7 separate regions of the Homo sapiens genome follow, and regions 1, 2, 3, 4, 5 and 7 are each linked to region 6. The links are chromatin loops, found by intact Hi-C in ENCODE. Cell type or tissue: heart right ventricle. All regions are shown on one strand. Region 1 holds the start of TMEM135 (transmembrane protein 135). Region 2 overlaps LOC107984361 (a long non-coding RNA gene). Region 3 overlaps TMEM135 (transmembrane protein 135). Region 4 overlaps TMEM135 (transmembrane protein 135). Region 5 overlaps TMEM135 (transmembrane protein 135). Region 6 holds the start of PRSS23-AS1 (PRSS23 antisense RNA 1). Region 7 overlaps LOC107984361 (a long non-coding RNA gene).

What was found. A loop is a pair of places that touch in the nucleus more often than their neighbours do. Peaks named below come from ENCODE experiments on the same cell type or tissue, not always from the same donor. Only the 100,000 strongest peaks of a DNase experiment are listed, where the experiment ranks them.
Region 1: it touches region 6 in a loop (3-fold over the local background); 62 of 110 quality-filtered maps call a loop at or near these places.
Region 2: it touches region 6 in a loop (6-fold over the local background); 61 of 110 quality-filtered maps call a loop at or near these places.
Region 3: a loop joins it to region 6, with 8 times the contacts of the local background. A loop is called at or near these places in 102 of 110 quality-filtered maps.
Region 4: it touches region 6 in a loop (2.0-fold over the local background); 17 of 110 quality-filtered maps call a loop at or near these places.
Region 5: a loop joins it to region 6, with 9 times the contacts of the local background. A loop is called at or near these places in 101 of 110 quality-filtered maps.
Region 7: it touches region 6 in a loop (4-fold over the local background); 61 of 110 quality-filtered maps call a loop at or near these places.

What each region holds. Positions count from the first base shown.
Region 1 is chr11:87,036,111-87,040,110 of GRCh38, forward strand. It overlaps TMEM135 (transmembrane protein 135), which reads left to right and starts at 1,824. Exons shown (of 15, transcript NM_022918.4): 1 at 1,824-2,076. The coding sequence starts at 1,936. It overlaps LOC105369422 (a long non-coding RNA gene), which reads right to left and starts at 1,685. Exons shown (of 5, transcript XR_007062827.1): 1 at 1,514-1,685. RefSeq lists an enhancer at 1,299-1,799 and a silencer at 1,456-1,845. In heart right ventricle, a CTCF peak has its summit at 1,897; DNase peaks (open chromatin) are centred at 1,157 and 1,761; H3K4me3 peaks cover 3,075 bases; H3K27ac peaks cover 3,210 bases.
Region 2 is chr11:87,419,208-87,423,207 of GRCh38, forward strand. All of the region lies in intron 2 of LOC107984361 (a long non-coding RNA gene), which reads left to right. Among named protein-coding and RNA genes, the nearest start is that of LINC02711, 300 kb to the right of the region's middle. In heart right ventricle, CTCF peaks have their summits at 2,343 (motif pointing left) and 2,552; a DNase peak (open chromatin) is centred at 2,454.
Region 3 is chr11:87,280,093-87,284,092 of GRCh38, forward strand. The region is part of intron 6 of TMEM135 (transmembrane protein 135); the gene reads left to right. Among named protein-coding and RNA genes, the nearest start is that of TMEM135, 240 kb to the left of the region's middle. In heart right ventricle, a CTCF peak has its summit at 1,567; no DNase peak of the experiment used is centred here; H3K27ac peaks cover 548 bases.
Region 4 is chr11:87,095,720-87,099,719 of GRCh38, forward strand. The region is part of intron 4 of TMEM135 (transmembrane protein 135); the gene reads left to right. It also overlaps the pseudogene XIAPP2. Among named protein-coding and RNA genes, the nearest start is that of TMEM135, 60 kb to the left of the region's middle. In heart right ventricle, CTCF peaks have their summits at 1,976 and 2,182; no DNase peak of the experiment used is centred here.
Region 5 is chr11:87,288,096-87,292,095 of GRCh38, forward strand. All of the region lies in intron 6 of TMEM135 (transmembrane protein 135), which reads left to right. Among named protein-coding and RNA genes, the nearest start is that of TMEM135, 250 kb to the left of the region's middle. In heart right ventricle, CTCF peaks have their summits at 2,402 (motif pointing left) and 2,602; no DNase peak of the experiment used is centred here.
Region 6 is chr11:86,937,466-86,941,465 of GRCh38, forward strand. It overlaps PRSS23-AS1 (PRSS23 antisense RNA 1), which reads right to left and starts at 1,020. Exons shown (of 4, transcript NR_187135.1): 1 at 935-1,020. It also overlaps a transcript of PRSS23 not described here. RefSeq lists an enhancer at 2,944-3,443. In heart right ventricle, a CTCF peak has its summit at 1,822 (motif pointing right); a DNase peak (open chromatin) is centred at 3,156; H3K4me3 peaks cover 1,148 bases; H3K27ac peaks cover 3,590 bases.
Region 7 is chr11:87,412,599-87,416,598 of GRCh38, forward strand. All of the region lies in intron 2 of LOC107984361 (a long non-coding RNA gene), which reads left to right. Among named protein-coding and RNA genes, the nearest start is that of LINC02711, 300 kb to the right of the region's middle. In heart right ventricle, no CTCF peak of the experiment used is centred here; no DNase peak of the experiment used is centred here.

The DNA.
Region 1 (4,000 bases), 99 kb after region 6:
AAGATTGTATTCACCATCCTCTCTTGCAATGAAGTGTGGCCATGTGATTAAGCTTTGTCCAAGGAACGTAAGTTGTAGTAGTTTGTATGGATCTTCTGGGAAGTTTTTTTAAAAACAGGAAGTATGCCCTTTTCTCCCCGCCCCCGCCCCCCCGTTTTTTTTTTTTTTTTTTTTTTGAGATAGAGTCTCTCTCTGTTGCCAAGGCAACAGTGGTGTGATCTTGGCCCACTGCAACCTCTGCCTCCTGAGTTCAAGCGATTCTCCTGCCTCAGTCCCTGAGTAGCTACGATTACAGGAGCGTGTCACCATTTCTGGCAAATTTTTGTATTTTTAGTAGAGACAGGGTTTCACCATGTTGGCCAGGCTGGTCTCAAACTCCTGACCTCAAGTGATCCACCCGCCTCAGCCTCTCAAAGTACTAGGATTACAGGTGTGAGCCACCGCGCCCGGCCTCTCTTCCCCTTTTGCTGGTCTTCCTGGCTAGCATGTTGATGTCATGTTATTTTCTAAGTTAGGGTGGAAATCACAGGTAGCAGATGGCATAGCAAACTGTCACAAAGAGGCTGGGATCCCTAATCGTTATGGAGCCACCATTTTATTCTAGGACTGCCTACCTTTACCTGAGAGAAAGATACTTTTATCTTTTTGCCATTGTTGTTTTGGACTTTTCATCTGAGTATTTCTCTTTTATTTTCTTCAAACAACTACACCTATCTGATATTATCTTGTTCAGTTTTCTTTGTTATTTTCTGTCTTCTCCCTCTAGAATACTAGCTTCGTGAAAATAAAAATCTTGTCTCTCTTGTTTCTGTTTGTTTCCTTAGCACAGTGCCTGGTAAATAGTAATGACTCAGTAAATATTTGTAGATGAATGAATGAAGACTAGAAGATTCGAATGGAATTCTTCTAAAGGTAGTTCGTTTCTGCTTTAAGAGACTATGGAATTTAGAAATCCAAAGAAACTGGCAGGTTTGTTACATGTGAGGAGATTGACAGAGGGGTTATATGACTCAAGCAACACAGGACCCTTGTCTTGCTAATTGTTGGCCAAGTTCCCTAGCCAGGTCTGAGTTCTAACACACGACTGCCGCCTCTACTGTGTGTGCTGTTTGGTTGATAAGCACCTATCAAAGATGCTGTAGACAGGATTGCTCCGTGGCCTAAGGTTTGGACAGGATGACCTATTGCCCTTCCCCACACACGGTCGGGGTATGAACATAGCTGAGACTTTTCAAGCCTTCGCAGGTATCACAGAGCTTGGAAAGCCCAGCACTTGGGGGTAGTTAGTTGCAACTAGCAGGCAGCCCTAGCTGTTTATTACCTGGGACTCTCGGGAAGGCAAGCTCCCGGTGCTGGGGAGGACGTTTGTCCCAGGCATTCCTCTGGCAACCCTCTTCCTCCACCAGCTCCCAACAAAGACATTTAATCCCTTTCTTCCACTACCCTCCGCTCTACTTGGCTTGCAGTTGGAAGCTGAAGTACAATTTGACCCAAGCCACCCCCTACTGCGCACCTGCCATAGCGCTTGCGCCCCGGAGCCGGGCACGGCGTCGCGGGGGTGGGGAGGCGGCTCGTCCCCGAGCTGCGCTCCCTCGCGTACAGCCTCGGCTCTGGGTGCGAAGATCCTCTCTGCCTCCGCTCACCCAGCCGCGCCGCCGCGCGGGAACGCGCCCCAGCGGATGCCCTCTTGAGGGAGCGCGCACGCGCCGCCTCTCCCCGCCTCCCCGGTGCGCGTCCCGCCCCCTTGAGCTGCGATACGCCGAGCGCTCAACATCCGAGGACTTTGGCCCAGAGTAACCCCGCTCTCGTGACCTTTCCCCTCCATTCCGCACCTCCGAGTGCTGGCCGGGCGAGAGGCTGGCGGCTGGGCTCTCGCGCCCCTCCCTGCAGGGCTCAGGCTCTCCCCCTCCTGTCTTCTCCGCGCTGTTCCTCGTCATGGCGGCCCTCAGCAAGTCCATCCCTCATAACTGCTATGAGATCGGCCACACTTGGCACCCTTCCTGCCGGGTCTCCTTCCTGCAGATCACCGGGGGCGCCCTGGAGGAGTCCCTGAAGATCTATGCTCCTCTGTACTTGGTGAGACCCGTCACCCGTCCCGCAGGGCGAGTTTAGTCTGGAAGATGGGCCGGGGGCTGCAGTTGGTGCTCCCGAGGGGCTCTGGGGGACTTGCCTTGTGTCGGGCTCTCTTTTGGAGGGGTCGGAGTGTTTTGGGGGGTCGGTAGGGGGAAGGGGGAGGTCGCAAGGGAAGGATATACCAATTCCTGCAAGGGAGAAGGAGGAGGGGAATTAGAGATTGAGCTGTCATCTGAATGCCTGTTGCTAGGAAGAGGATGGCTCCCAACTTTTAGAATTAAGTTTAGGACACTTAAAAACGTTAATTCAAAGACCAGCCTTATTTTCCTCTGGCCTGCCTTGTGATGGAGAGGTATTTGTAGGTCAGCGAGGCTATGAGAAGGACCTGCAATCTTTCCTCATCTAGTTTCCCCTGTTTTATTTTGCTTTTTTTTTTTTTTTTTTTTAATGAAGAAGGCATATTTGGCCCTAAGTCCCTGTGGCCTCAGATCTTGACTCAGTTTTGAGATGACAGGATTGTGATTTGGGGGTTTTGCAAGTGTTTTTGCAAGTTCACAGAACAGACTCCTGGGTTGAGATTGTGTGTGGTGATTTAAAGGGTGATGCCAGTCTTTCAGTCAGTGAACTTGGTTAGGACATCTGACTTTGTGTCACCTAGGACCTTCTGTTACACAACTTTACATACAGGGCAATTAATAGGGAATATTTGGCAGTATGTATATGTAACACTGAGGACTATTAAAGATGCTCTTAAATGTTCTCCGCAAAATCTTTTTTTCAATAATCTTATCCTTGATATTAAAGATTTATTATTACTTTGGCCATTGAAGTGCATTGTCTCATTTTCTTGCCTTACAGTTTGTGTCCTAAGAAGACAGATCATATTTTTTGTATGTCTTCTAAAAGTTTCAATATTCAGCAGATGATCAATTATTATTTCTCATTGAAGTAATTTAGATTTATACCCTAATGTTCCTGAAAGTGTGTCATGGCTGTATCTGTAGTACTTCTTGAAAAGTCTGATTATGTATTTCAGAGATAACACAGGAGAAGGTGATGACTTTGTTTGAGGTTGCAGGCACCCATTTCATTTTTATTGTATAGACTGATGCTTCTCACATTTTCATGTATGTTAGGAATCCTCTGAGGATTATGTTAAAATGGGGGTTCTAATTCATTAGGTCCTGGTGGGGCCTGAACCTCTGCTTTCCTAACAAACTCGTGGTAATGCTGATGGTGGGGGCTGCACTTTGAATAATAAAGATCTAGAGTAGAGGCCAGTAATTGTTATTGGAGCTGGAAATTTTTTCCTTGATTTTCTTTGGCAAAGATTCATGTTTATCTGCTTTTCCACATTCACTGTGGCCAGTCTATGTCTCAGAATTTTTCTTTTTATTTTTGGATACAGGGCCTTGTTGTATTGCCATTCTGGCTGGAGTGCAGTGGCGCAATCACGGCTCACTGCATAAGGCTCAGATTTGTAAAAAATAAAACATCTACAAACATTATTGAGCTCTTGATATACAACTATAGAAAAGATTGTTCCTGCTGTGAGAGGATTATGATATAGGTGGAAAGAGAGTTTATGCTATCTACTTCTCCCTCTGAAAATCCATAGCACTTTTCATTCATTAATTCATTCACTTAACAAATATTTGTTGAATGCCTGATACTTGTTATATCAATAGCCTAGACAATTTATGGATTATAGTCTATGATAGGGACATTCAGGGTAGCAATAGAAACATAGGTTCTCCTACTCCAACAAGGTAGGTTGGGGGTGTTCAGGAAAAGAGTTGTGTTTTACTACTATATCTCCAACAAGATTAAGTACTTATTGAGGATAAATTTTCCATCTCATGTGGCCTTGTACCCTTACATCTGTGTATTTGAAAATTTTGGTTGCTACTCCTCGGTAGTTGTGAAA
Region 2 (4,000 bases), 480 kb after region 6:
GACAGTCTCAGAGTTCAGAGATACACTAATACTCTCTCAACAGAGTCATGAGTTATAATAATTGCATGTACAAGGTGTGCAAGATAAGAGTCCTCAAGCTCAACTGTGGGTGTGATCAGGCAAGGCTTCCAAGAAGAGAGATGTTGAAAGTTAAAGAGGAGCTTGCCAATTAAAGAAGGAAAGGAAATGTGGCATGAGGGAGCACAGTCCATCTGGAAATGTGGATGCTTGCTGAGGTATGCCTGTAAGGAGATCCCTAGGAGCTGACCCTGAGGAGTAGCTGGGTCCCAGTGGACCCTTCTGATGAGGGTGCATGGGCCCATTCAGCTGGCGTGAGAGGCAAGCAATGAAAGTACTGGGAGCAAAAGTTGAAAAGATGGGTCAGGGCTAGGCCATGGTGGCCATAAATGCTGGACTAAGGAGTTTGGACTTTATTCCATCGGAAATGAGGCTATCTATGGAAGAATTTTGGCAGAGACAGGACACAATCACTCTCTGACTCAGAATTTATTTCTGCCTACCTTGACCTCCTTCCTCCCACACCCACAACCAAACTTTCCACAGCCAATATTAATAACATTCTGCTCAGAGTCAGAGTTATTCTTGTTGTCCCTTTACGTTTCCCTTCCTGTCTCTTGCACGTTCTACTCCTCCCGTCGCCTGTGGCATATAGTATACTATATCAGGTACCAAAGCTCCTAATAAGTTTTGGCAGAAGCAAATACTTGATAATGATTTTCTGGGAGGAAAAAAATCACTTCTTCTGCCAAAGTCTAAGGGGTCTGTATTGTGAGATTAGCATATAGATGACCTTGCTCTCTGCTCTTGATTCAGCTTTGGTGAGAACACAGAGCTTTTAAGTTCTTGTTACATTTTTAGTTTCTCAGGTCCCCCAGAGCAGTGTTCCTGAAAGAAGAGTAGGGAGAATTTCTGGAAATAAAAAGGTGCAGCCAATTCTCTGATCCTGAGAAACCTGCAGACTCATTTACCTGGAAGAAGGGAATCAGCTCCTGCAGGCTCTGCAAGGAGCACCAGGAGGCATGCATGGCTCTTCTACTGGTGGGCCCATGCCTCAGTTTCCCCTTCGGGAAAAAACCTCTTCAAAATCTGATGGTCTTGTAGTGGCTTAGCTTAGCTGGTAAGGTGAATTTTTCATTCACTCAAAATGTAATATTGTGCACCTTCAATTGTGGTCAATTTTGAGGATACAAAAAATGAAAAGTAACATCTCTGCTCCCCAGTGTCAGACAGCAAATGGTGATAGTATCTAAGAATGGAGCAGGAGCCTCATTTTCTTGCATGCAAGGTAATTGGGCCAAAATTGATTTTCATATGGTTTGTCTTTAAATAGGAAAAACCTACTTAAACTTAGTAGGCTGGCCTATTTGCCTATGCTATTCTTTTTTTCCTGGGATACTCTTTCCCAGTGATTTACCCATCAAGGCCCATGCATTTTTCAAGTCTCAGCCAAATGCTGCCACCCTTCTGTAGCTTCCCTACCTATCCAAGGCAGGCCTGATGGCTCCTTCATCTGTATACTCACAGCATGGAGTCCTTCATTTCAGTGCTTTCTCACTAGGTTAAAGTAATAGCAACATGTCTGTAATAGCACGTGGACTTGAGCATGTGAATAAGGGGAGTCGCATCCTCTCTATCTCGAGAATGGAAGTGGTGGCAGGATGGACCCCCTGGAGAAGCCTCTCTGCCTCTTCATGCCGCCTGGCACCTGTGTCCTCCTCCCTGACCACTCAGGGCCAAGTGCAATTGTTGGTTTCCCCACCTGAAGGACTGATCGGATGGTTTGCACTAAAGATACATTGCAAATGATTCTCAGTAAGGGCAATGATGGAAAGCTTGGGATGTATTAGAATCATCTGAGGGGCTCAGGAGACTGTCCCACTCTCTGCTGCCAAGACTGCCACAGTGGAAGGAACTAGGCCTTGTGTGACGGAATAGCAGCCATGTGGCTATCACTCTTGAGGACAGGGAGTACGCTTTTCTTCTTTGAGTCTTCAGCTCTTAGCATGGGGCCTGGAACATGGCAGGGTTCATTAAATTCATGACTGAATGAGAATAAATGAAAAGGGCTAGGCTCATTAGCTTGGGCAGATGTATACCTCACATTCTATGTCAGTGGTCAGGTCCAGAGAGCTGGCAGGCAGGGAAAGGAGATGGGCAGACACATTTAAATAATCGTATTGAGTCTTGGGGAAAGGGTCCAGGAAGAAAGATGCTAACTAGATCCAAGTGCCAAGAATCCAAGAGAGCTTTGAGTCACTGCTTACTCTGATGGAGAATCTAAAGAGGGATGTTTAAGGTAGAACAGTGACACCTAGTGGTGGAAGAATGACCTGCTAGATCCTTTCCCATCAAGCTCCCCATCCTGCTTCTCTGTCCTCCTGTTCCCTTGGCAGGTTGGGACCTTGGTGATACCAGTGGGTGCCTAGAGAAAGAAGTGTGCTGTCTCAGGCTCCTACAGGACGCCGTGGTTTGCTGGTCTCCAGGGTGGATGGATGAGTAGATGGTTTGACCATGAAAACACAAACATTGTGCCTGTGACTAATGACACTATATTGTATATTTAAAATTTTGTTAAAATGATAGATCTCATATTAAATGTTTTTCTACAACACACACACACCAAAACACAAAGCCAGCCAATCACATAAAAAAACTCAACAAACCCAGTCTGATTCTGTTACAGGGCCAGACTAGATGATTGTAGAGGTCCCCTGGTCAACTCTTTTCGAGCCTAGAGAGGGAAAAGGACCAGTCCAAAGACACATAACAAACTAGTTACAGAGCCAGGGCCAGAAGCCAGGTTTCCTGCTGCTCAGAAAAGAGCCCTCTCTATCAGCCTTCCTCTGCTGACTTTGACAAGGTGGAATTATGCCACAGTGAATAGAAAGGTACTGAGAGAGGAGCAAATCAAGGGGAGGGGAAGCTTGAGGATGTAAGCAAGGGGAGTCACATGCTGTCTACCTGGAGAATGGAAGTAGGGGCAGGATGGAGCCCCCTGGAGAAGTCTCTCCACCTCTTCATGCCAACCTGGCACCTGCGTCCTCCTCCCTGAGCACTCAGGGCCAAGCGTAATTGTTGGTTTCCCTGCTTGAAGGACTGATCTGATGATTCACGCTACTGATGTGTTGCAAATGATTCTCAGTAAGGGCAATGATGGAAAGCCTGGGATATATTAGAATCATCTGAGGGGCTCAGGAGACTGTCCCATTCTCTGCTGCCAAGATTGCCACAAGGGAAGGAAATGGGCCTTGTGTAACCCAGAGGAGCCTGGGTGAGGTGCTGGAGGCATTCACCATGGGGCTCTGGCTAGGAGAGCCTGTTTTCTGTCATGTTATGCTGCCCAGTGGAGTTTTCCCAGCAGAGCTGTCTCCAGTGGCCTCCTGGCTGCCTGGCATGGAGATCCAGTCTCTCTTGGAAAGTCTGGACAACTCTCCCCTCTAACTCCAGCTTTCCATGTATATTTTTCCTCTCAGCCTTGGTGCTTTGTCTGCCTGACTTTTCAATTGACTTTCCCCTGAGTCACAAATTCCCCAGCTCCTCCTTCCCCGCAGGCTATCCCAGGTTCCACCATAGCTGGGAAAGGCAGGAAGCAGCTATCTCTCCCTTGGAGCAAAATTTGTCAAACACAGAATGGAAACAGAGCTTGCTATCAACGTGCTGAAAATGCTTGTTGCTGGATACAAAATGTGATATCAAGATACTCCAGAGATACGCCCTTGCTGTTTCTCTAGAGTCCTTCTCTTCAGGTGATATTTGGTTATTTATTTTAGCAGTTAAAAAATTCTTAACTTTATTTAGTGATTTTAACATGTCTCTGAAAACATAGGTATTTCAGGGACAAATGAAGCCATGTGGAAAATGACTAAATGCAAAATGACTTGTTAGTCATTGTAATTAGCAAACAGATCTATTTTTGGCTAATTTATATAGCATTAATTACAAATACTTAGGGGATGTTTACTGGGTCTTGTGGGCTTTG
Region 3 (4,000 bases), 340 kb after region 6:
ATTAAAATATGTCTTAAAGTTAATGTGTGGTTTAATCTTTTAAAATAAAGAACAAAGTATATGTTTAGATGGCATTAATATCAGTTGCTTTCAAAAATTCAGCGTGTAGGCTGTCATTTAAAAAGTTTAAACAAATAGTACCAAATGAGATTATAATTTAAAAATAAACAATGGAGTGAGATTTGGTAATAGGTCATGAACATCAAACCTGGAGTATCTTTGTTAAACATAGGTCTGGTTATGTCATTCCTCTGAGTAGCAGGACCTTTTGCTTTAGAAGTAAAGTTCAAATTCGTTTTTGGCATGGTGTGACATGTGCCAGTCTTTCTCCATTTGGTTTCCATGTCTCTGTGTTACAGTCATATTAAACCTCTCAGTTCTCAGAATATCCAGTGTTTTCTTTTTTCTAAGTCTTATATGTATTTTTCCTCCCTGCTTTCTTCCTCTACTTCTTTTTTATAGCACCTTAAATGTCTTTTTCTGAACAGCCTTCATGACACCAAAATCAATGTCAGACACACTTGCTTTGTGCTCCTAAAGCACTGTGTACTTTATATTAAAGTACTTTCTATAATGTAATATCATTATTTGATTGTACCTATACCTTCTGGATTGTGAATTCCTGAAGCCATCGGCAATGGCTGTCCTCAGCACTTGCAACCTGCCTGGCACATTGTCAACTCTTTATAAATACTTATGAAATACTTAACTGTGTGAAGGAGTGAATAAATGATGTAAAGGTGAACAACACTCCAACCTATAGACTTTATGGTCTCACCTCTTTTGCTGGATTTCAGTTCCTGGTAGCGTGATGAACATGCCTATCAGCCGTATCCGCCTTCCTGCCTTTTGGATTTGATAAATTCATACTATAATCACTGTTCCATTTCATTTGTGGTATTAAGAAATAGCTCCTAATTAAGAAAAGACTGGAAGCCCCTATTTAGAGTATGTATGTTTATGTCTAAATGTAAATTCATAGCACATTATCAATATAAAGAAACTAATGGAACTTTATATTAAGGATGATCTCTGGGAGTTGTTAATGAGTATAGAGGTACTTGATGTAAAATAAACAAATTTCTTTAGAAATGGAAAATCAAAACAAAACAAAAAACCCTACAATTGCTGTCAAAGAAACAACTACAAGAAACTTGGCACCCAAATAGAAATAGTTAATATAAAAATGCAGTTTTTTTCAGTGATTACATGGACAAAAATTTCTTTCAACATATATTTCTTGAGTTACTCATGTACTATGCACTGTACTAGGCACTGGGGACACATGCAGACAAACACGTTTATGTATTCACATATAGTGTAAAATACTAATTGATGTGTTGTAGACTATCCTATTTCTGAAACCAGTACCAGAAAGATTTTAAATATTATCACACTTAAAGTGAAAAAAGTTATTGTGAAAAAGACTATTGATAGTATTTTATGAAGAAAAAGAAATTGTGCTTTGAATTTTCTTAAATATAAACAAATACAGTTGATCTTCAACAATTATATACTTGGCGTGTATGGTAGACTGTGTTATTGTTCAAAAACCTTTGCTGCCCCTCCCTGGAGAAACTTTATACTTCCCTTCCCTATTGACATCATGCCTGGAGTTACGACATGTTTTGGCTAAAGAAATATGAGTGGAAATGATTTATGTATACTTATGAGCAAAATCTTTAAGTCAGAACACAGTTTCCTATGTTTGTTCTTTTTCTCTGCTGTGACAATCAGCATTTGCAGATAAAGTTTCTCTGTTACCCTAAGGTACAAAATGAAGATTTCACGTAGTTGAGCCATAGCTAACTCTTGTTTGACATGTAGCGTGAGCAGAAAATAAACTTTTTTTGTTAAAAGGCATTGACATTTTGTTACTGCAACATAACTTAGCTCAGTGGTTTTCAAGCTTTAGCATTTTTAAGAATCCTGTGGAGATTTTGTTAAAACACAAGTTGCAGAGATTGTTGGGCCCCACACTTAGAATTTCTGAATTCAGGAGGTCTGGAGTGGGGACCAAGAATTATATTTCTAAAGTGAAAAGCTTTTATGAAGGGGAGGTGGATAAGAGAAGCCAGCATGAAGTCTTGACCAATGGTACACACTCAGGCAAATCATGTTTAGATAGGAGAACATGTGGAAGTGAGCAACTGGACATTGGTTCATTTTTTTTTTTGCCTTTTCTTTTTGAGTTGGAGTTTTGCTCTTGTTGCCCAGCCTGGAGTGCAATGATGCAATCTCGGCTCACTGCAACCTCCGCCTCCCGGGTTCAAGCGATTCTCCTGTCCCAGCCTCCCAAGTAGCTGAGATTACAGGCACGAGCCACCATGGCCGGCTAATTTTTGTATTTTTAGTAGAGAAGGGATTTCACCATCTTGGCCAGGCTGGTCTCGAACTCCTGACTCTCAGGTGATCCACTCGCCTCGACCTCCCAAAGTGCTGGGATTACAGGCGTGAGCCACCGCATCCGGCCAACACTGGTTTCTTTAAAACTATCCATGCCTGTTGTCCCTTGTAAAGTCTTTGCATAAAACCAGTTGGAAGACCATTGTTCTCTACTTCATTTAGGTGATTTGTGTTTTCTTTTATATTGTCCAAGATCCCTTTACTTGTCTGTAATATTTCATCTTCACTGTTGAGACTTCAGCAGGTACAGACAGTTAGGTGATTGGGATGTATTTACAATTTGATCACTTAACCTCCTTGGGCCTTGGTTTCTTAATCTATATAATATAATTCTCTCATGTTACTTTTGTTCCAATATTTTATTTTTCTAATACCATTCTATGGGCTAGCAAGATTCCATTATGTGTTGACTCTCCCAATTTCTATTATTCATACCACAGATTAAGTTCAAAATCTTTGAGAGGATGTAAGCTGGAGTATTTGAAATTAAATGTTTCTCTTTCTTGGGGGTCAGGATACTCTATAAGTCTTCAGCTAATCAGAAAATAGTAGCTTCTGGCCAGATGCAGTGGCTGCCTGTAATCCCAGCACTTTGGGAGGCTGAGGCAGGTGGATCACCTGAGGTCGGGAGTTCGAGACCAGCCTGGCCAACATGGTGAAACCCTGTCTCTACTGAAAATACAAAATTAGCCAGGTGTGGTACCAGGTGCCTGTAATCCCAGCTACTTGGGAGGCTGACACAGGAGAATTGTTTGAACCCGGAGGTGGAGGTTGCAGTGAGCCGAGACCGTGCCATTGCACTCCAGCCTGGGCAACAAGAGTGAAATTCCATCTCAAAAAAAAAAAAAGAAAAGAAAAAGAGAATAGTAGTTTGGAAAAGCTTACAAAATGTTGTTTTTGCTCCATTACTAGGAGATGCATATTTTATTTAACTTTGGTATCAAATAAGCATAAATTTATGAAAAATTTTAGCCTGTTATAGTTTTGAATAGCTGCTCATTTTGTTCAATATGAAAACAGATTGCTATATTATTTTACTGACATATATGCCAATATGCATTTGAAAATAAATTAATGGGGCTGGGTGCGGTGGCTCACGCCTTGTAATGCCAGCACTTTGGGAGGCCAAGGCAGGTGGATCATGCAGCCAGGAGTTCAAGACCAGCCAGGCCAAGATGGTGAAACCCTGTTTCTGCTAAAAATACAAAAATTAGCTGGGCGTGGTGGCGGGCGCCTGTAATCCCAGCTACTTGGGAGGCTGAGGCAGAGAACTGGCTTGAACTTGGGTGGTGGAGGTTGCAGTGAGCCGAGATCGCGTCATTGCACTCCAGCCTGGGTGACAGAGCGAGACTCCATCTCAAAAAATAAAAAAAGAAAAGAAATTAATGTTGATTCGAAGATTCTGTTTAATTGAAAACATTTGTTTTCATATTTTTCACTATGTTTGTAGAAGGGAAAAAACTGAAAGTATTTGTTTGTCTTGAGGTCTTTAAAAAATAGATTGGTTCAGAATTGTGATTATAATTTTGTTTAATGTAAATAATTTTGGTTCGTAGCAATGCCATAATTTTAAGACACTTGCTAAATTTTTCCT
Region 4 (4,000 bases), 160 kb after region 6:
TAATCCCAGCACTTTGGAAGGCTGAGGTGGGCAGATCACGAGGTCAGGAGATCGAGACCATCCTGGCTAACACAGTAAAACTCCGTCTCTACTAAAAATACAAAAAGTTAGCTGGGCATGGTGGTGGGTGCCTGTAGTCCCAGCCACTCAGGAGGCTGAGGCAGGAGAATGGCGTGAACCCGGGAGGTGGAGCTGGCAGTGAGCCGAGATCGCGCCACTGCACTCCAGCCTGGGCAACAGAGTGAGACTCCATCTCAAAAAAAAAAAAAAAAGCCGTTGGTAATCTGCAATTTGGGATACTTTCTTGTGTCTGCCAACTGTTGAGTCTCCATATTGCCTTCTCTCTACTCCTGCATGACCACTAAAGCACCACATGGTGTCTCCTTCACCAATATAAAGAAAACCTACTTGTGCCAGTGTTGATGCTGAAACAGGACTACTACTTGGAAAACTAGCAAAAGTTTTTTATCCGTTAAACTCTTCTACAAATTCTTCGTCCTTATTGATGTCTGCAGATACACAGCTTTAGATCCTTCAAAACTGTTAAAAGCCATCTTCTCTTGAAAATAGAACTTGTTCACCTTTTCTTAGGTGTCAAAGAGTTTGGAAAGGCAGTCTTGGAGAGCATAAGCTACCCACCCTCCCACCCAGTTATACCTTCCTTCGACAGTCCTGGGAACCCAGTCACGGAGCCCTTGCTGGGTGGGTGCGGCTTTCCTGCCCTCCCCAGCAGCCTATAATATCATTTTATACAGAGAAAATAAAAAAGATATTTCAGTCTTTCTTCTTGCATTATTGATCACATATGCTTTAATAATTATTCATATTTGGAATAGTTAAAACCATGTTACTTAATACACAGTCACCTTTTTTGAATACTGATACAGGTAGTGATTCTCAAACATAGGCATTCTAAAAAATTTTCTGTAGTACAGTTTCCATTGGGAAAAAACCCTACAAAGTTATGTTGCATTTATAATAATTATAATTGTATTCACTTCATTTCCTTGACAGGAGATAAGTTGGATTTTGGCTAGGCTTTGATAAGAGTCAGATCTTCTGCTTACTACATTGCATGTCTGATGATTGGTAGAAGTTTTAACCATCTGTCTTTTAGCCATGTGCATTTTAAATTTATTTCTTTTTCATTACCCACATATTTTCAGGGCTTGGCACCCTAGGATGTATCTATATATCATTATGGCCTCTGGTTCTTCACCTTTGTGTCATTGACGGGGTAAGTTGGCACAGTAGACAGTAGAGTATTCCTGGAAGCCACTCTTTTTTTTTTTTTCAAGACAGGGTCTGGCTCTGTCACCCAGGCTGGAGTGCGGCGGCATGATCTTGGCTCACTGCAACCTCTGCCTCCTGGGTTCAAACGATTCTCCTGCCTCAGTCCCCAGAGTAGTTGGGATTACAGGCGCACACTGCCATGCCTGGCTAATTTTTGTATTTCCAGTACAGACGGGGTTTCACCATGTTGGTCAGGCTGGTCTGGAACTCCTGACCTCAAGTGATCTGCCCGCCTCGGCCTCCCAAAGTGCTGGGATTACAGGCGTGAGCCACCGTGCCTGGTTGCCACTCTTTTAATGAGCCACTAGGAATCAATGTTCTATACCTAAAAGCAACTGGAAAGTAAATTAATGAATATATCATGCTAAACCCAAACTCAATATATCTTGCTAAACTCAACTCTACTAGCAAGCTGGATTCCAAAACCTAGTGCTGTTCATCACAAGGTGAAGTGTGACAGAGAAATCAGAATGTAAAATGATAGTAATCTTAACTATCTATGGTTAAAATACCTTACTTTTGCCAATGTTACCAAAGTGACTATGTGAACAGATTTTGTAGGGCTCTTTTCGAGGTTTGCAAGAAGCCTGTGGTTATGGGGGGGTCTTTATGTTTCTCTGGCTTCCTTTTACCACCACTGTCTGCTTCCTCATTCTCCACTTCAGCCACACTGCCCTCTCTGGTGTTGAGTGAGCATGACAAGCATGCTTTCTCTTCAGGACTTTGATACTTGCTGTTCGCTCTGTTTTGAGCTCTTATCGCTAGATATCTGCATGGCTTGCTGTTTCATTTCACTGAGACTGCTGAAATGTCACTGTTGTGAGGCCTTCCACATCTATCTCACATAGTAACAGTCACCCTTCATGTAACTTATACCCCTGCAGTCCCAAACCTCTGTATCTTTTTTTCATGGAGTTGATCAACATCTAACATGTATCTTTTTTGCTTATTATTTTATTGTCTGTCTTCCCACCTTGGAATTTAAGCTTCATGAATGTAGAGTTTTTGTGTGTTTTATACATTGCTGTATTAAGCCTAGAACAGTACCTAAAATGTACTTTGTGCCATAATTTGTTAAATGAATCATAGATGAATGTGTTTATTAACCCATCTATGCTGGAGGTTGCAAATTTTTTTTTTTTTTGTGAAAAATCAGACCTTGGCGATGACCTTGAGCAGTAGGAAAATAATAACTCCTGTAAGCTTAGCGTTCCAATAATGGAACACTAGGCATAAATGGGTTAAAGAGAAGGATTTATAGGAGACATACCAGATTAAACCTAGATGTTTATTTTAAAGCTTGTTTTAAATATTTTAGGTTGGTGCAAAAGTAATGGTGGTTTTGCTGTAATATTATTTACAAGTAAAACCTTGCTTTATTTGACTGCATTAATGTTGTATTTTAGATTAAAAGATACAAAGATTAAAAGTTGGTGATTGTGGTACATAGATGAAGTACATGACTTATTTTGAACTGCGTGTGAACACTCCTGTTTTGCCAGCTCATGGTGTTGTAATCAGAATCCAGAAAAATAAATAACTTGAAGAAATCATCTACTTTAAAATGATAAACTTAAATTATTAAGTGATAATAAATACTACAACCTGAAAAGAATCTAAAACAATTGATTAATCTTGGTTATAGATTATTTATATTGTATAACAAAGTATCTTATATATATATATATTTTTTTGAGATGGAATCTTGCTCTGTCGCCCAGGCTGCAGTGCAGTGGTGCCATGTCGGCTCACTGCAAGCTCCGCCTCCTGGGTTCATGCCATTCTCCTGCCTCAGCCTCCCAAGTAGCTGGGACTACAGGCACCCACCACCACGCCCGGCTAATTTTTTGTATTTTAAGTAGAGATGGGGTTTCACCATGTCAGCCAGGATGGTCTCGATCTCCTGACCTCGTGATCCGCCCGCCTCGGCCTCCCAAAGTGCTTGGATTACAGGTGTGAGCCACCGTGCCCAGCCAAATATCTTAAATTTTCTTAATGGCTTTGTTGTTGTGCTGCTTTTCTTATGTTTTCAAGAAAACTTTAAAGTATTATGCCTGCACGCTAGCATACATTTGAGTTTTAGTGTATTTTTTTAGACACTCACATGCTTTTCTATAGTAGCACACGCTGTGTACTTCAATACCCAAATACTGTGCGTATTCATACACTTATTTGAAAATTATAAGTAAACTTACTAAAACTTTTGTGTGTTGTCTGCTTTAGATTGTGAATTCCTGGGAAAGAGATCTTTGACTTTGATATTATTGATGTTGGAGAGCACACTTAAAATACTGTATTTAAAAAAAAATTAAAACTTTTATTTTGAAATAATTATAGATTCATATGCAATTATAAAAAATAATATAGGGATCCCATGTTCTCTTTACCCATTTTCCCCCAATGGTAGCATATCGCAAAACTATAATATAATATAATATCAAAACCAGAATATTTAATTGATACAGTCAGGATACAGAATATTTCCATCATAGCAACACCCACTTCTCTCCTGTTGTCACCCCTCCTTAACCCCTGTTCATGGTTTTTAGCTGTTATGAACAAAGCTGCTATAAATATTCATGTACAGATTTTCATGTTTTTATTGGTCTGGGATAAATGCCCATTAGTGCAGTTGCTGGGTTTATATTGTGGTTACATGTTTCATGGTGGTTTTTTTTTTTTTTTTTTTTGAGGCAGAGTTTTACTG
Region 5 (4,000 bases), 350 kb after region 6:
CACTACCCACAGTTTGGTTTTATACGTATCCTATTAGAGGACTTTCTGTAACAATGCCATATGTAAATAATAAACAGCATTTTATATTTTACTATTAATATTTTAGCACCAATGCTAAATATAGCAATAATATTTTATCATTAATCAGATTATGTATATCGAATTGCTTCTTTTACTTAACAGTGTTTCATACAGGTCTTTCTATAGCAGTGTATATCTATCCCAGTAGTTGGTCTTGAAAGACCAAGTTTGAAACTTGAAAAGTTTCTCTTTGAACCTTTGCATGAAGAAGTTCCACCTCAATAAGTTTTATAAAATGATAAGCAAGTATAATACTCTTAGTAGCAACTAGTAATCTTAACACAAATTCAGAGTTTTGTTTGTATGTTTGGTTTTATTCTTGGGGCTAGTGAGATCATTTCTCTTTTTACATCATAAGTGATTGAGAAGAATTCATTCTGTTTTTCCATTGTGATTTTTAATAATAAAGCTACCATTAACTAAAATGATGAAATTTCAGAATTATAAATCATTTAATCAGCCAGTTATTTATGGTAGTCATTTACTTTTAGTTTTTTTATATACAAGGATATTGAGCCCTAAAGTTAAGTGATTTACTCAAGATTGTAGAGAAGTTATGAGTAGCATCTGTATCCTTTCTCATATCAAGATTTTTTTCACTACACCATGCGTTGCCTCTGAAGAAATACTTTTTTTCATTTTTTAGGTGTTTATTTAAAATGCGTAATATAAGCACAGTGGCACATGCCTGTGATCCCAGCTACTTGGGAGGCCGAGGTGGGAGGATTGTTTGAGTCCAGGAGTTTAAGACCAGCTTGGACAACATAGGGAGATCCCATCTTGGGGGGTGAGGAGGAAGAAGTAATAAATAAGTAAATAAAACAAGTAATATTGTTTTAGATGCTTATATTTTTCTTATGTAAAAATTGACACATTAACTTTATTGTGAAAACGTGATTACAATCACAGACATGCAATGGAAAAAAATTCCATATTGTCTGCACCTTCTTCTGAGACCACATTTTGTGTGTATGTAATGTATTTTATCTTTTAAAAAATTGAGAAATAATTGTACATATTCATGGGAGTATACAGTGATGTTTTAATACATATATAGTTATTAGATCTGGGTAATTGGCATATCTGTAATCTCAAATATTTATCACGTCTTTGTATTGGGAATATTCAATATTCTCCTTCTAGCTATTTGAAACTATGTATTACTGTTAACTATAGTCATCCTACAGTGATATAGAACCACTAGAACGTATTTCTCCTACATAGCTGTGATTTTGTATCCTTTAACAAATATCTCCATATCTTTTTTTTTTTTTTTTTTTTTTTTTTTTTGAGATGTAGTTTTGCTCTGTCACCCAGGCTGGAGTGCAGTGGTGCAGTGGTGCGATCTCAGCTCACTGCAACCTCCATCTCCCAGGTTCAACCGATTCTCCTGCCTCAGCCTCCCGAGTAGCTGGAATTACAGATGCCCGCCACCATGCCTGGCTAATTTTTTTATTTTTGTTAGAGACGGGTTTCACCATGTTGGCCAGGCTGGTCTTGAAATCCTGACCTCAGGTAATCCGCCCGCCTTGGCTTCCCAAAGTGCTGGGATTACAGGTGTGAGCCACCGCGTGCAGCCATCTCTTCATATCTTTACCTTCCCCCTACTGTTTCCAGCCTTGAGTATTTTCTGTTCTACTTTCTACTTTTCACTTCTATGAGGTAAACTGTTTTTAGCTTCCACATATGAGTGAGAACATGCAGCGTTTAACTTTTCTGTTCATGGCTTATTTCACTGAGTATAATGTCTTCCAGTCCATCCATGTTGCTGCAAATAACAGAATTTAATCCTTTTTGTGGCTGTATAGTATTCCATGGATATATTCTGGATATTAATCCCCCCTAGGATGTATAGTTTGTAAATATTTTCTCCCATTCTGTAGATTGCGAAGAAATATTTTAAAGATTTATAAAGTACATCTTTTACATCTTTTATATTTACCAAATGAGTGAAAACTGAGTAGACAATAAAAAAATCTTAGAAATCAAAATAGTTTGTTCTCATTCTTTTCAGCTCATTAGAGAGCACATAATGAAGCAGCACATTTACGTTATCCAATTTTGTGTTGGTGCCAAACAATGGGGTTTATATAAAATATAAACATTTTATATTGAATGGATTATAGGAACATCACCCATCATTAAAAGTCTAATATCGAGATATTTACTTGAGAGAACTTAATGTACTTTAATTAAGATTAGTAACATTTTTGCATCCCTATAAATGTGTTTTTAGAGGAAAACCTACAGTAAAGTGTTTGCTATAGAAGTCACACCAATGAACTACAAATTCTTCCAAAAACAGTTTTCTAGCGACATCTGCTGGTACAATGTAATAAAGATGACTATCTCATGAAAGTAATTTCATAGAAAATATCTTTGTGGGTAGAATTGTTTATTTTACTATCATTTACACTTCTAATTGAAAATTTGAACATTTGACCAAGAGTATTATCCTGATAATGATAACATTGAGCTTCTTTATACTTTCCTGTACATAGTATGCGATTCCAACCTGAACCTCTACAGTTATTTGTGTATTTACTAAGTTCTTTGATATTATTATGCAACATATTTCTTTTCCTCCATGTCTTTTTTGGCTCAGTTTTATATCATAATTTGCCTTAGTGCAGAACCTTGCAAGTAGAGATTCAGTAAATATAGACTGACTTACAGTATTTATTTTGTCATTTGCATAGATTAAGTTGAAAAGTCTACATATATGAGTTAAATGCATTATTTTTATGTGCACTTGAAAATAAAAATGAGACTTTATATTAGAAAAGAATGTGATTAGGATAAATGGATTTTTATTTTTCTTCCTTTGAAGAGATTTTCTGCATTATAAGTTGTGGAGAAGCAAAATATATTCAGTCCTTGGACATTTTCTTTACAATTATTTCCTGTATGATTGTATCTAGTCTCATGCATTTAAATACTACATATAAACAAATCAGACCTCTCCCTTAATCCTCAGACTTGTACAGCCAGTTACTTGCTTCCTCAACATTACCGTTTAATTAGTTAACACACATTTTAAACTTAACATGTCCAAAACAAAAGTTTTGATTTTCTCCTTGAAACTGTTTGTGCTTAGTATTCCCTACTTTAATGAGTGGCCGTATTATCCTTCCGTTTGATCAAACCAAAAATTATTTCAGTAATTTGTAAATTCCCTCTCTTTTACTCCACGTTTAAACCATTGAGAATTTCAGTCAGCTCTACTTCTCTCCACCTTCTACAACTATGATCTAGATGACCACAATCATCGTTCCCCTCCTAACTTGCTTCCTTGCTTCTAACCTTGCCCTCCTGTAAGTCTATCCAGCAGCCAAGTGATTTTTTTTTTTTTTTTTTTTTTTTTTTTTTTTTTGAGACAGAGTCTCACTCTGTCACCCAGGCTGGAGTGCAATGGTGTGATCTTGGCTCATTGCCAACTCTGCCTCCTGCCACCTCCCCAGTTCCAGCGATTCTCCCTGCCTCAGCCTCCCAAGTAGCTGGGATTACAGGCATCTGTCACCACGCCCGGCTAATTTTTGTGTTTTCTGTAGAGATGGGGTTTCGCCATGTTGGCCAGGCTGGTCTTAAACTCCTAACCTCAGGTGATCCACCAACCTCAGCCTCCCAAAGTGCTGGGATTACAGGCGTGAGCCACCGTCCCCGGCCTCAAGTGATTCTTTTAAAATTTAAGACAGATCTTGCCACTCCTCTGATGAGAACCTCCCAAAGTTCTTACGTTGCCTAAAGGGCTTATGTGGAATGTAGACCACTCCCTCTCTCCACCCTGATTGCTAGGACCTCATTTCCTACCGCTACTTCCCTCCCCTATTTTGCTCCAGCTACAGTAATCTACTTGCTTCTCTTTACATGCCAAGCTGACTCTGTATCATGGGCTGTATACTTGATTACCTCAAACGGA
Region 6 (4,000 bases):
AAGTCACAGGATGAGATAGGAGGTCAGCCAAGATACAGGTCATCAAGACCTTGCTGATAAAATAGGTTGCAGTAAAGAAGCCAGCTGAAGCCCACCAAAACCAAGATGGCCATGAGAGTGACCTCTGGTTGTCCTCACTGCTACACTCCCACCAGCACCATGACAGTTTACAGATGCCATGGCAATGTCAGGAAGTTACCCTATATGGTCTAAAAGGGGAGGCATGAATAATCCACCCCTTGTTTAGCATATAATCAAGAAATAACCATAAAAATAGGCAACCAGAAGCCTTCTGTCAGTGGAGTAGCCATTCTTTTATTCCTTTACTTTCTTAATAAACTTGCTTTCACTTTATGGACTCGCCTTTAATTCTTTCTTGCGTGAGATCCAGTAACCCTCTTTTGGGGTCTGGATCCGGACCCCTTTCTGGTAACAGAATCTTCCAGTGTTAGAACTAGACACAAACTTAGAGATGATTTTTGTGAAAGCACCTTATTCCTAGTGGTGTGAAAGCTGAGGTCATTTGGGATAATAAATGGTTCTGCACATTTTCAAAGAGCTAACCCTCATTGTCAACACTACCTTGAACTAGTTGCCCCACTCCTAATTTGCTCCTGTCAAAACACTGCAGCCAAATGCAACAATCCAGTGCCACAAATGGCTGCTGCCAGGATGTCAGTGAACATTTGTCGAGCACCCGAACCAGCATTGGGCGCAAGAACAGCTCTTGCCCTTGAGAAGCTCAAACACATCTAGAGGAGAAACAAACAAGAACAATATAATGTAATATAACACATGCAATTACAGATGTTTGAACTAGGTTCAGAGGTGCCCTAAAGGAAGGTGCTACAGGCTCTGCTTGATTGGATCATGCGAGGCTCCCAGAAGAGGAAACGTGTATGCAGGGACTTGAAGAAGAAGAGGAAACACTTACTCAGGGACTTGAAGAATGAGCAGAAGGGCCACGGAGTGAAAGAGCCTCCTGGCTCAGGAGTCCAGCATGCAGGAGCAGAGAACACTGAAACAGCCTGAGAACAGGAGGAGCTGGAAGTGGCTGGGATTGGCTAGAGCATAGGGTGTGTCTGAGGAAGAGGAATGATGTGGCTGGAAGAGAGGGGAAGAGCCAGACCTGAGGGTCTTGGATATCACTCTGAGGGGTTTGGACATAAAGAAGAATATCAGCCGATGTGATGGATTAAGGAGCTCCTTCCTGGGGGTGGTGCAAGGAGGCCAGATAGTCATCTGTCCTGGATGGCCTTCCGAGGGGCTGGGGGTAGGGGTGGGGTGGGGCTGGAGTGAGGGCAGCCTCTCTGAGATCCCTATCACCTCTCTCTTTAAAAATCAGCCACTGCCAAACACTAGAGAACCTAAGAAGGCCCCTGTAAAGCAGAAACGACAGGCAGTCAGCCTAGAGTACACCTTTAAAAAGTCAGTAAGACATATACACCAGAAAAGGACCATGCTTCTCCATTAAAAGATAGCCAAATGGGAGGAGGCCTTCTCAAAAATATAGGGAAATTTCTCACTTGATGTATTGATGTTTTTCCTCTGCAGAGCTTCACATTTTTCATCCATTCTTAAAATTGAGCCAGTTTAGCCCTAGGAGGTGGGCAGGCTCTGAGGAATCATCAATCAAGAGAAGAGAACATCGCCAGAAACACGTAAGGGAAACGTTTCCATGTCACTACTTCTCAGGATTCCTGGGCATTAAGGGTACTTAAGAAGTGCTTGTAAGGAGTGTGTTTTCTCCCAAGCAAACACATAAACAAAAAATTCTAATTACAGGGACACTGCATTGAGTCTGTCCTAAAGTTGTTCTGCCTGTATTCACCACTAGGTGTCATTAGAGCCCTCTTTTAAAAGAAACAAAGCTTCAAAAAACACTGACCTCAGGAGAATAATTTTTCCAGTGTTCCTATTTCTCAGTTAAAAAAAAAAATATATATATATATATATATATATTTTTTAACATGAGTAAAAATTGCAAATGTTCAGGACTTAGCTCTTGAATGGCTACTAAAGATTATAATTCCTCAGACTACCTGCAAATATCATGAGTCTTACAGAATCACAATACATTTTTATTGAAATATCCATGGTAAATATACATCTTACAGGAAATTCCATTGCGTTTACACTATTTATTTAATAGAAATAATCTCTGGGATTATTTGCATTTATTTCTGAAGGAGGATGTTTTTCCTTCCTGAGAATAAGTTCAGGAAATGGGTGAAATGTTCAGGAAGTTAGCTAAATGCTGATGTAAATCCAAAAGGAAGGTCTGTTGTTGTTTCTTTCTTTTTTTTTTTTTAAAGGGGTGGGTGGGGGGGACACACAAAAATGCTAGGAAGTGGTTCTCTCATTCACTTATGGAAAAATGTTATACTGAATTTCTGATTTAAAAGGAAGAGGATTAGAAAAAAATGTGGGCCCATGATATGGTTTTCTGTAGATCTGGTTAGGCAATTCACAGTAGTTAGCAAAGAAAACTGTGTCAAGAAACAAAATCTACATGGGAGACATGACTTGGATTCAGTTTGTCCTAAATTAAACCTTTACTATGAAATTTGAATCGGCTACTCTAAGAAATAAGTCGTGTTAGAAAACTCTGAGTCCCGAAGAGCTGGTGGGGCCCCTTAGCACTACATAAACAACTAAATGCTACCCTCTCCTCCCAAGGACCCTGTCCCCTCCACTAACAGTGTCATGCTGACCCTCGGACTGCAAGGGGGAGTCTGAATGCAGTGAAACTCAAGATCTCCAGGGCTACTTGGTCAGTGTTGCAAGCTGCCGTGGCCTCTGGCGTTATTTATCTTTAGTTTGCAACGTAGGGGTGTGCTGTATCGGGTGTGCAGAGCAAACAGAAACTCCTTGCCTCTGAAACACTGGCATTTTAGAAAGCAAAGATTCGGCTCATTGACCAGAGCTACAGAGGACACAATTTGTTGTGGCTTCTCTGAAAATCACCCCCTCCTTTCCATCTCTCTGCTACCACCTTCATTCAGGCCTTCATGGTTTCTCATCCAAACCGGTCTTCCTGTCTCCTGCTTGCCTTCTTCCCAGCCCACAGTCCACACGGCAGACAGAGCAAGCTATGTAAAAACACCAACAGGGACATGAACCTTCCTTGCTTTCAAACTTTTGCCGACTCCCCTGTGCTGAGCGCAGGAGAGAATACGGCCTCCAAGGCCTTTCATAACTTGGCCTCAGCCCACCTTCCCTCCCACTCCAAGAATCTCAGGCTCCAGTTACACTGAGCCACTCACTGCCCTACACCTCCTGCAGGCAACTCTCTGCCAAGTTTATTCACACATTTATCCTTTTCACTCTGGATACATGAGGAGGACTGACCATGTACTGTACTTCTTTTAACTTCTATAGAGCAATCTCTTTGTATTTATACAATTATGACAACAGTAGTAAGAGAAGAAGGTTCAGAGGATACAAGGTAACACACCTACATAAACGACCTACTGGGTACAAATATTGTAAATCAACATAGGCCTAGAAAAGGTGGTCAGATGCTGAATTTTGACTAAATACCTCCGATGGCACATAATGAGTAAGTTTCAATTTTTATATTTTACATTCTGAATTCTGGGGGTGGTTTTGATGGGCAGACCAAGTTTTAAATGAGTTATGGTCTTTGGGATCCTCACTTCTCTCTTTTTCTTCTTCCCTCCACCTTCCCTACATATTTACATCAGCAGATGTGTCCTTTGAGGGGTCAAATGGTGAGACGACAGCAGTTTAGGAACTGTTTGCCCATTACACTGGGTACTCAGAAACTGTTCTATTCAAGCTAAACCACAAGACCTATGGACTTAGGAAGAAATTACATAGTAAGTGTGATAGGACTAGTAGCATTGATCCTTTGTGGGAAGGAGGGTAGAGGGAGGCACGTAGTGTGCTGCAGCGAACTTCTAGAGGGAAAGGTTATGTCTTATTTATCTGTGTCCCCTACGGTGCCTTCCCAGGACAGTGGCTGGCACACGATGGA
Region 7 (4,000 bases), 480 kb after region 6:
GATGGCTGAACAGATGCAGCCAGGTGAAACAGCTACCACCGAGGGACTAAGTTGACTGGTGTGCTTTTAACAGATCTTCAGAGGGAATGTGCCAGGAGTGAATGGAGGGAAGACACAGAAGCTTGGCTGAAGAGAGTCTCCCAAGACTGAGCCAGGAAGAAATTGAATCCCTGAACAGACCAATAACGAGCTCTGAAATTGAGTCAGTAATGAATAACCTACCAACCAAAACAAGCCCAGGACCAGATGGATTCACAGCTGAATTCTACCAGATATAAAAGGAAGAGCTAGTACCACTCCTGCTGAAACTGTTCCAAAAAATTGAGAAGGGTGTCACCCCTAACTCATTCTGTGAGGCCAGAATCATCAGATACCAAAACCTGGCAGAGATACAACAACAACAAAGAACTTCATGCCAACATCCTCAATGAACATAGATGCAAAAATTCTCAACAAAATACTAGCAGACCAAACCCAGCAGCATATTAAAAAGCTTATTTACCATGTTCAAGTAGGCTTTGGGATGCAAGGTTGGTTAACGTATGCAAATCAATAAATGTGATTCAACACATAAACAGAAGTAAAGACAAAAACCACATGATAATTTCAATAGATGCAGAAAAGTCTTTTGATAAAATTTATCACCACTTTATGTTAAAAACTCTCAATAAACTAGGTATTGAAGGAACATACCTAAAGTAATAAGAGCATCTATGACAAACCCACAGCCAATATTATACTGAATGGGAAAAAGGTGAAAGCATTCCCCTTGAAAACTGGCAAAAGACAAAGATGCCCTCTCCCACCACTCCTATTCAACTTAGTATTAAAAGTTTTGGCCAGGGCAATCAGGCAAGAGAAAGAAATAAAGTGCATCCAAATAGGAAGAGAGGAAATAAAAGTATTTCTATTTGCAGGCAACATAATTCTGTATCTAGAAAACCCTATAGTTTTGGCCTAAAAGCTCCTTCAGCTAATAAATAACTTCAGTAAAGTCTCAGCATACAAAATCAATGAACAAAAATTACTAACATTCCTATACACCAACAACAGTCAAGCTTAGAGCCAAATTGGGAATGCAATCCATTCACAAATACCACTAAAAGAACAAAATAGTTAGGAATACAGATAACCAGGGAGGTGAAAGATCTCTACAAACAGAACTACAAAACATTGCTCAAAGAAGTCGGAGATGACACAAACAAACGGAAAAACATTCCATGCTCATGGATAAGAAGAATCAATATCATAAAAATGGCCATACCACCCAAAGCAATATAGATTCAATGTTATTCCTATTAAACAACCATTGAGATTCTTCACAGAACTAGAAAAAGCTGTTTTAAAATCCATATGGAACCGAAGCAGAGCCCAAATAGCCAAGGCATGCTTAAGCAAAAAGAAATAAGCTGGAGGCATCACGTTACCCAACTTGAAACTATACTACAGGGCTACAGTGACCAAAACAGCATGGTGTTGGTACAAAAACAGACATGTAGAACAATGGAACATAATAGAGAACCCAGAAGTAAGGCCACACATCTCCAACTATCTGATCTTCGACAAACCTGACAAAAACAAGCAATGGGGAAAGGATTCTCTATTTAATAAATGGTGCTGGGATAACTAGCTAGCACTATGCAAAAGACTGAAACTGAACCCCTTCCTTACACCATATATAAAAATTAACTCAAGATGGATAAAAGACTTAAATGTAAAGCTCAAAACTATAAAAACTCTGGAAGACAACCTAGGCAATACCATTCAGGATGTAGGCACAGGCAAAGATTTTATGATATAGATGCCAAAGCAATTTCAAGAAAAGCAAAAATTGACAAATGGGATCTAATTAAACTTAAGAACTTCTGTACAGCAAATGAAACTATCAACAAAGTAAACCAACAACATACAGAATGGGAGAAAATTTTTGCAAACTATGCATCCCACAAAGGTCTAATATCCAGTATCTATAAGGAACTTAAAGTTATGAGAAACCAAACAACTCCATTAAAAACTGGGCCAAGGACATTAACAGACACTTTTCAAAAGAAGACATGTATGTGGCCAGCAATCATATGAAAAAAAACTCAACACCATTGCTTATTAAAGAAATGCAAATCAAACCACAACAAGATACCATCTCACACCAGTCAGAATGGCTATTGGAAAAAGTCAAAAAATGACAGATGCTAGAAAGGTTGTGGAGAAAATGGAACACTTATATGGTGTTGGTGGGAGTGTAAATTAGTTCAACCATTTGGAAGACAGTGTGGCAATTCCTCAAAGACCTAAAAACAGAAATACCATTTGACACAGCAACCCCATTACTGGATTTATACCCAGTGGAATATAAATTGCTCCATTATAAAGACATATCCATGTGTGTGTTCATTGCAGCACTATTCGCAATGGCAAAGGCATGAAGTCAACCTAAATGCCCATCAATGATAGACTAGACATGTGGTACATATACACCATGGAATACTATGCAGCCATACAAAGGAATGAGATCATGCCCTTTGCAGGGACATGGATAGAGCTGGAGGCCATTATCCTTAGCAAACTAATGCAGGAACAGAAAACCAAATACCCCGTGTTCTTACTTACAACGGTGAGCTAGATGATGAGAACATGTGGACACATAGAGGAGAACAACAGACACTGGAGCCTATCAACAGGTGGCAGGGGGTGGGGAGGAGGGAGAGAACATGAAAATAACCAACGGATACTAGGCTTAATACCTGGATGATGAAACAATTTGTACAACAAACCCCCATGACACAAGTTTACCTATATAACAAATCTACACATGTACCCCTGAACATAAAAATTAAAAAAATTAAGCTAGGGGCATCACATTACATTGACTTCAAAATATATTGCAAGGCTGTAGTAACCAAAACAGCACAATATTGGTATAAAAATGGACACACAGACCAATGGAACAGAATAGAGAACCCAGAAATAAATCCACCCAGAAATAAAGCCAAGTGATTTTTGACCAAATTGTCAAGAACATACACTGGGGAAAGGACACCTGCTTCAATAAATGATGCTGGGAAAACTGGATATCTATATGCAAAAGAATAAAACTAAGCTCCTATCTCTCATCATATAAAAATGAACTCATATAAATTAATGACTAAGACTTCAAAAGCACAGGCAACAAAAATACACAAATGGGACTATATTAAACTAAAAACTTCTGCTGAGCAAAGGAAACAATCAAGAGTGAAGAGACAACCTGTTTAATGGGAAAAATACTGCAAACTATTCATCTGACAAGGTACTAATACTGAAAATATACAAGGAAGTCAACTCAGCAGTAAAATACCAAATAATCCCATTAAAAAGTGAGCAAAGGACATGAGTAGACATTTCTCGAAAGAATATATACAAATGGCTTGCCAGGTGCAGTGGTTCACGCCTGTAATCCCAGCACTTTGGGAGGCTAAGACGGGTGGATCACAAGGTCAGGATTTCGAGACCATCCTGGCTAACACGGTGAAACCCCGTCTCTACTAAAAATACAAAAAATTAGCTGGGCATGTTGGCGGGCGCCTGTAGTCCCAGCTACTTGGGGAGGCTGAGGCAGGAGAATGGCGTGAACCCGGGAGGTGGAGCTTGCAGTAAGCCGAGATTGTGCCGCTGCACTCCAGCCTGGGTGACAGATCAAGACTCTGTCTCAAAAAAAAAAAAAAAAAAAAAGAATATATACAAATGGCTAATGGGTATATGGAAAAAACCACAATATTGTTAATTATCATGGAATTGCAAATCAAAACCACAATGAGATATCATCTTACTCCAGTTAGAATGGTTGTTATTAAAAAGAAAAAATAACAGATGCTGGTGAGAACATGGAGAAAAGGGAACTCTTGTATTACACTGTTGGTGGGAATGTAAATTAGTATAGTCACTATGGAAAAATTAGTATAGTCACCACAAAACTAAAAATAGAACTACATATGATCCAGCAATCCCACTACTGAGCATCCAA